Linked DNA regions of Homo sapiens: region 1 is linked to region 2. The links are chromatin loops, found by intact Hi-C in ENCODE. Cell type or tissue: HCT116. All regions are shown on one strand. Links, peaks and the distances in the headings refer to the core of each region. The heading gives the core; the rest is flanking DNA. Region 1 overlaps APBB1IP (amyloid beta precursor protein binding family B member 1 interacting protein). Region 2 has its middle 21 kb from the start of ABI1.

Evidence for each region. Hi-C counts contacts between places; a loop is a spot of excess contacts. Peaks named below come from ENCODE experiments on the same cell type or tissue, not always from the same donor. Only the 100,000 strongest peaks of a DNase experiment are listed, where the experiment ranks them.
Region 1: a loop joins it to region 2, with 9 times the contacts of the local background. A loop is called at or near these places in 8 of 110 quality-filtered maps.

What each region holds. Positions count from the first base shown.
Region 1 is chr10:26,549,850-26,552,767 of GRCh38, forward strand. The region is part of intron 11 of APBB1IP (amyloid beta precursor protein binding family B member 1 interacting protein); the gene reads left to right. Among named protein-coding and RNA genes, the nearest start is that of LINC03028, 28 kb to the right of the region's middle. RefSeq lists an enhancer at 1,218-1,607. In HCT116, for the core only: a CTCF peak has its summit at 1,087; a DNase peak (open chromatin) is centred at 1,092.
Region 2 is chr10:26,880,823-26,883,740 of GRCh38, forward strand. No RefSeq gene overlaps it. Among named protein-coding and RNA genes, the nearest start is that of ABI1, 21 kb to the left of the region's middle. In HCT116, for the core only: a CTCF peak has its summit at 1,375; a DNase peak (open chromatin) is centred at 1,349; H3K4me3 peaks cover 935 bases.

The DNA of each region.
Region 1 (2,918 bases), core at 105-2,604, 330 kb before region 2:
GTGCTCTGATCTTTATTATTTCTTTTCTCCTACTAATTTGGGGTTTAGTTTGTTCTTATTTTTTCTAGTTCCTTGAGATGCATCATTAGATTGTTTATTTGAGAGCTTTCTTTGGCTGAAAAAGTCTTTATCTCCTTCATTTCTGAAGAATAGCTTTTCTGGGTACAGTATTCTTGGTTTTTTTTTTAATCTTTTTTTTAATCTTTCATCACTCTGAATATATTGTCCCACTCTTTCTTGGCCTGCAAGGTTTCTGCTAAGTCTGCTGCCAGGCATATTAGAATTCCCTTATGTGTTATTTGCTTTTTTTTTCTTGCTGCTTTCAGGTGCATCGCTTTGTCTTTGACCTTTGAGAATTTGATTATGATATATATTGGAGTATTCTTATTTAGGTTGAATCTGATTGGTGACCTTTGACCTTCCTGTGCCTGGATATTTGTATCTTTCTTCTGATTTGGAAGCTTTTCTATTATTATTTATTTGAATAAGCTTTCTATCCCTTTTCATTCTTTACTCTCTCTTTAAAGTTAGTTACATGTAGATTTGCTCTTTTGATGATGTCCCATGGGTCATGTAATTTTTTCTTTATTCCTTTTCATTTTTTTCCTTTTTTCTCCTTTGACTATGTATTTTCAAATAGCCTGCCTTCAAGCTGACTGATTATTCTGCTTGATCAATTCTGCAGTTGATGTCCTCTGTTTCATTTTTCATTTTGTTTGTTATACTTTTCAGCTCTAGGATTTGTTTGTTTTTTTAATTATTTCTATTTATCTGATGAATGCTTCTGATAAATTTCTGAATTGCTTCTCTGTGTTTTCTTGAAGTTTGCTGAGTTTTGTTATAACAGCTATTTTTGAATTCTTTGTCTGCCAGATAGCTGGCACCTCTTTTTGTCCATTTAGTGAGACCATGTTTTCTAGGCTATTCTTACTCCTTGTAGACATTGGGCTCTGTCTTTGCATTGTTGAGTTAGGTATTTATTTCAGTCTTCCCTGTCTGGATTTGTTTATGACCGTTCTTTTTTAGTGGGCGTATGCAGAAATTGTGAGCAGATTGACTTTTGTATGTCATTTCAGCACTAGAGGGCCTCCTAAGTCCAGGTTAGACCCGAATCCTACACTAACTCTGCCGAGGATACACTGTTCAAACTGCATGGGCCCTGGGAGACCCACAGAGGGCCCACTGGATGGTGTGGGAAAGCCGGTCAGGCTCTCAGGTCCAGAGGTTCTGTGGACCATGCCTCCCACAGCACAGCATAAACAGCCCATCTGGTGTATCATCACATCTGGCAGGGAAGGTGAGCCACTGCCAAATTTGTCCACCTGGCTGCTGCTAGCCCCACTCCCTCTCTTTGTCCCTTGCTGGCCTCACGTGTTTCAGCCCCGTTGGTACTTGGTACTCACAGTGCTCTCCATAGGCCCATGCAGAAGCAAGCCTCCCACAGAAGGACCCAGTGTGGTAAGAAACCTGAGTGTGAGTCCGGGGGGACTTTCCATGTGTGGGTACCGCAGTGGCTCAGGGGAGGGGCAACATAGTCAGGGGAAACCATCCCCTTACCGTCCAACTGCGGTTTCACTCATTTTTGCAGTCCAGCGGGGCTTCCCAGTCTCACTCACGGTCAGTTTCCTTAGCCCTCATAAAGGCACTTTTGTGCGTGGATAGAAGCCGTTCCTTCATGCATTCTTTCTCATTCCATTCTGGGGCTAGATGCAATGGGGCAGAAGTAAATATCTTCCAGGAGAAGTTATGTTTCTATGGAGGCCCGTTAGGAAGTAGTGGAATGTCATGGAAGGAGCGCTGGAATTCCGCCCCGTCGCTCACCTGCTTCCTACCCCTTACTCAGCTATATTTTTCTTTACAGTATTTTTCACAATGAAAAATTATATTACTTTAGTGTTTTGTATTTTTATTGGCTTTCTCCCATAGTAGAATATAAATGTCATGAGAGCAAGGACTTTTTCTATTGTGTTCACTATTGTGTTCCAGAGCTTGGAGTGATATTTGACACATTGTAAATGCTCAATACATATCAGATGAATGGATAGATTAATGGATGGGTGGATGGACAGATGGGTGGGTGGATGGATGGATGGATGGATGGATGGATGGATGGATGGAATACAGATCAAAGCCCCTTGTACCATTGTGTCCTTCAAAACATGGTTCAGGGCAGGCACAGTGGCTCATGCCTGTAATCCCAGCACTTTGGGAGGCCAAGGCAGAAGGATCGCTTGAGCCCAGGAGCTCGAGACCAGCCTGAGCAACATATCAAGACCCCATCTCTACAGAAAAACTTTTTAAATCAGCAGGGTGTGGTAGCATGCACCTATAGTTCCCACTACTCAGAAGTCTGAGGCAGGAGGATCCCTTGAGCCCACATTCAAGGTTGCAGTGAGTTATGATCACACTACTGCACTCCAGCCGGGGCAACAGAGTGAGACTCTGTCTCTAAAGAAATGCTTAATTAGCTGGGCACTGTGGCCCATGTGTGTAATCCCAGCATTTTCGGAGGTCAAGGCAGGAGGATCACTTGACCTTAGGAGTTCGAGACCAGCCTGGGCAACATAGGGAGACCCCCGTCTCTACAAAATATTTAAAAATCAGCCTGGTGTGGTGGTGCACACCTGTAGTCCCAGCTACTCAGGAGGCTGAGGCAGAAGGATTGCTTGAGGCCAGGAGTTTCAGGGTGCCGTGAGCCACAGTCACACTGTTGCACTGTGGCCTGGGCAACAGAGCAAGACCTACCTCTAAAAAAGAAAGGAATGAAAGAAAGAAAGAAGGAAAGAAAAAAAAAAGGAAGGATAAGAAAGAAAACGGAGAACAGGATTGAATCGTCCCAGTTTACTTCCTGTTTACTTCTAAATTTATCCCACGCAGTAACTCTCCTACCTCCTGACTCTCCATCTCAGAGGAAGAAG
Region 2 (2,918 bases), core at 179-2,678:
AATGGTTCTAAAATTAAAATTCTATTTAAATCAATGGCAATATATAAAATTAATTAAATCTGAATTGTGGAAAATATAGCTTTTATTATAATTTTCCTTGATAGCTTCTGAAGACGAAGCTTTTATTTTCTATTTTTAGGTGAAATTGCACACATTTTCAGTCTAACTGTTTATTGTAACAATATTTGCAATACTAAAAGTTTTATAACTTATAGATTCATAATGCAAAGCAAAGCATACTGTTGGTTTTATTTTTGGAATGCTATATGAAACACATAACCTCTTACTTAAGATTTATAATAACAATTCTATGGTATTTCATAAGGGAATATAATTTCCATAAAATATAAGTTAATTTTATCTCAATGATTGTGAAATGGTTAACAAATATCCAAGCTAAAATAAGAATCTGTTTCTAGATTAGAAAGAAATATAAACTATATAATTCTTTACTTTTAAAATATTATAGACATGACTAGTATTGTAATAATAACAAAAAAGTATCAAATATTTTACATATATTCTGTAATCTGCCCTTAACAAAATTCTTTAACTTAACCTTTTTGAGAGGAGCTACCTATGAAGTCTAAAAAGGTTTAATTCAAATTTGTTTTAATATCAGCAACTCTTCAAACTTTTCCTGACCCTGCCAAGAAATTTGTCTTCCTAATATCTCTTACTCTGTAAATTTCTCTCTATTTCTTAGAGAGAGAGAGAAAGAGACTAAGACAGAAAGAGAGAATTTATAGGAAAATAAGATAGGAAGGGTTATAATAACAGCTTCCTTTGATTTCTCCATCCTGAAGTCCCCATTTTCGTCTCTGAGAGCTGATCTGGAATAGGGTAGGCTATAGGGACAGAGAAAATCAGAGTGCTAGAAAGAGCTAGGAAGGGAAGAGGTGACCTGAAGATCAAATACTGAAGAAGGGGCTAATAGATGGCAAGGAAAGTGGTGAGCACAGCATGCAGTAGATGGGGTTCTAGTTAGTGAAGACCCACAGGGTGGAGGGTAATCCCATGCAAGGGTCAAGTGTAATTCAGTGACAACATAGGCAGCATGGGAGACCTACCACAGTGAACCAGCGATTGGCACGTTTGTAAGGACTGTGTTCAGATTGCGGGTTTTTTTTTTTTAAAGATTAAGTGATCTTGAAATTGACATTCCATGTCATTTTAAAAGATAAATGGTAAAGCAAATGTTTTATTCACGTGTCTTTATTTCTCCCCTCCATACTTTTCCCTCCACTCTTCTTTTTTTAATGTGGAAGTTTAAAATCCCATCTTACATTCATTTTTTTAGAAGTAGAAATAATGGGAAAACTTCACTTGGATAGGGAACGCTTGAGTAGAGCTGCGTCATTATTTAGTCTTTACTGCCGCTTAGTGGTAAGGAAGAGACAAAAGTTGACTGAGAGGATCAATTGAGCAAGTCAGCGAGTGATAGCGATGCAACCCAGATTTATTGAAGAGTAATTGTAATTACTTTTTATATTTTGTAGGCAAAGAGCTCTTACTGCTTTACACGCAAGGTTTATTGAATATACTTTTTTTTTTTTTTTTTTTTTTTTGAGACAGAGTCTCGCTCTGTCTCCCAGGCTGGAGTGCAGTGGCGCGATCTCGGCTCACTGCAACCTCTGCCTCCCGGGTTCACGCCATTCTCCTACCTCAGCCTCCCGAGTAGCTGGGACTACAGGCGCCTGCGACCACGCCCAGCTAATTTTTGTATTTTTAGTAGAGACGGGGTTTCACCATGTTGTCCAGGATGGTCTCAGTCTTTTGACCTCGTGATCCGCCCGCCTCGGCCTCCCAAAGTGCTGGGATTACAGGCGTGAGCCACCGCGCCCAGCCGAATTTACTTTCTACGACAAAGTTTTATGTTATAAGCATTGTATGACTTTTAGTATTACCTGAAACGTAATGAAGTTTGGGCAAGTGTTGTTGGTTGTTTTTGTATTGTGATTACAGAACTGCATTTTGAGAGGCTGAATATAAACTGAATGCATCCTTAGCTGCTGGCCTAGAAACTTAACGTCCCCTGAGTGAAGCTGCACATTGGGAATTGCGGGTGGTAGAACACGTTTGTTAAAATAGTTTGTTCTCTTCTTATTTTATTATATTATGCCTTAATTTGTAGTAATTTATTAATATGTCGTATTTCCCTTAAGCTTCCTAATGTCAAGACGGTTATCATTTTTTGTGTTTCTTAATGTCTTGTCCATAATTGCTGCTCAATAAATGTTTGCTCAGTTAATCTCATCGAATAAGGCAAAACAATGTCATTTTAACTATTAATTAAGACTGGCTCTGCATTAGCAGAGCAGGGACTCTAAAGTATGTGTCTCAAAAGCACTTTTTATCCCAAAATCATTAGGCAACTGTAGAACTAGAGATCACAGAAAAGGTGTTGGAGTGAAGTCATTGAATAACCTTGGATTTACTCATACGTGCTCTAACCAAATGGATACAGATCAGAGAGTCTTAGCGTTAAAACAGGCCATAGACATCACCTAAACCAATAGTTAAACCAGAAAAAATATTCCAAGGAACATTTGGAAGGTGTATTGAACTGTTAAAAACCTGAAAGTTAAGAGAACTAAGAATCCAAATGGTGATTGCTTGAAAAAAAAAAAAATGTTAGCAGGACACCATGGCTCAGTCTTGTAATCCCAGCACTTTGGGAACCCGAGGCAGGAGGGTTGTTTTAGGCTAGGAGTTCCAGACCAGCCTGGGCAACAGGTAAGACCATGTCTCTACAAAAAATGAATAAATAGCCAGATAGGGTGGTGTGTCCTTGTAGTCTCAGCTACTTGGGAGGATTGCTTGAGCCCAGGAGTTCGAGGCTGCAATGAGCTGTGATCGTACCACTGCACTTCAGCCTGGGTAACACAGTAAGACCCTGTCTCAAAAAAAAAAAAAGC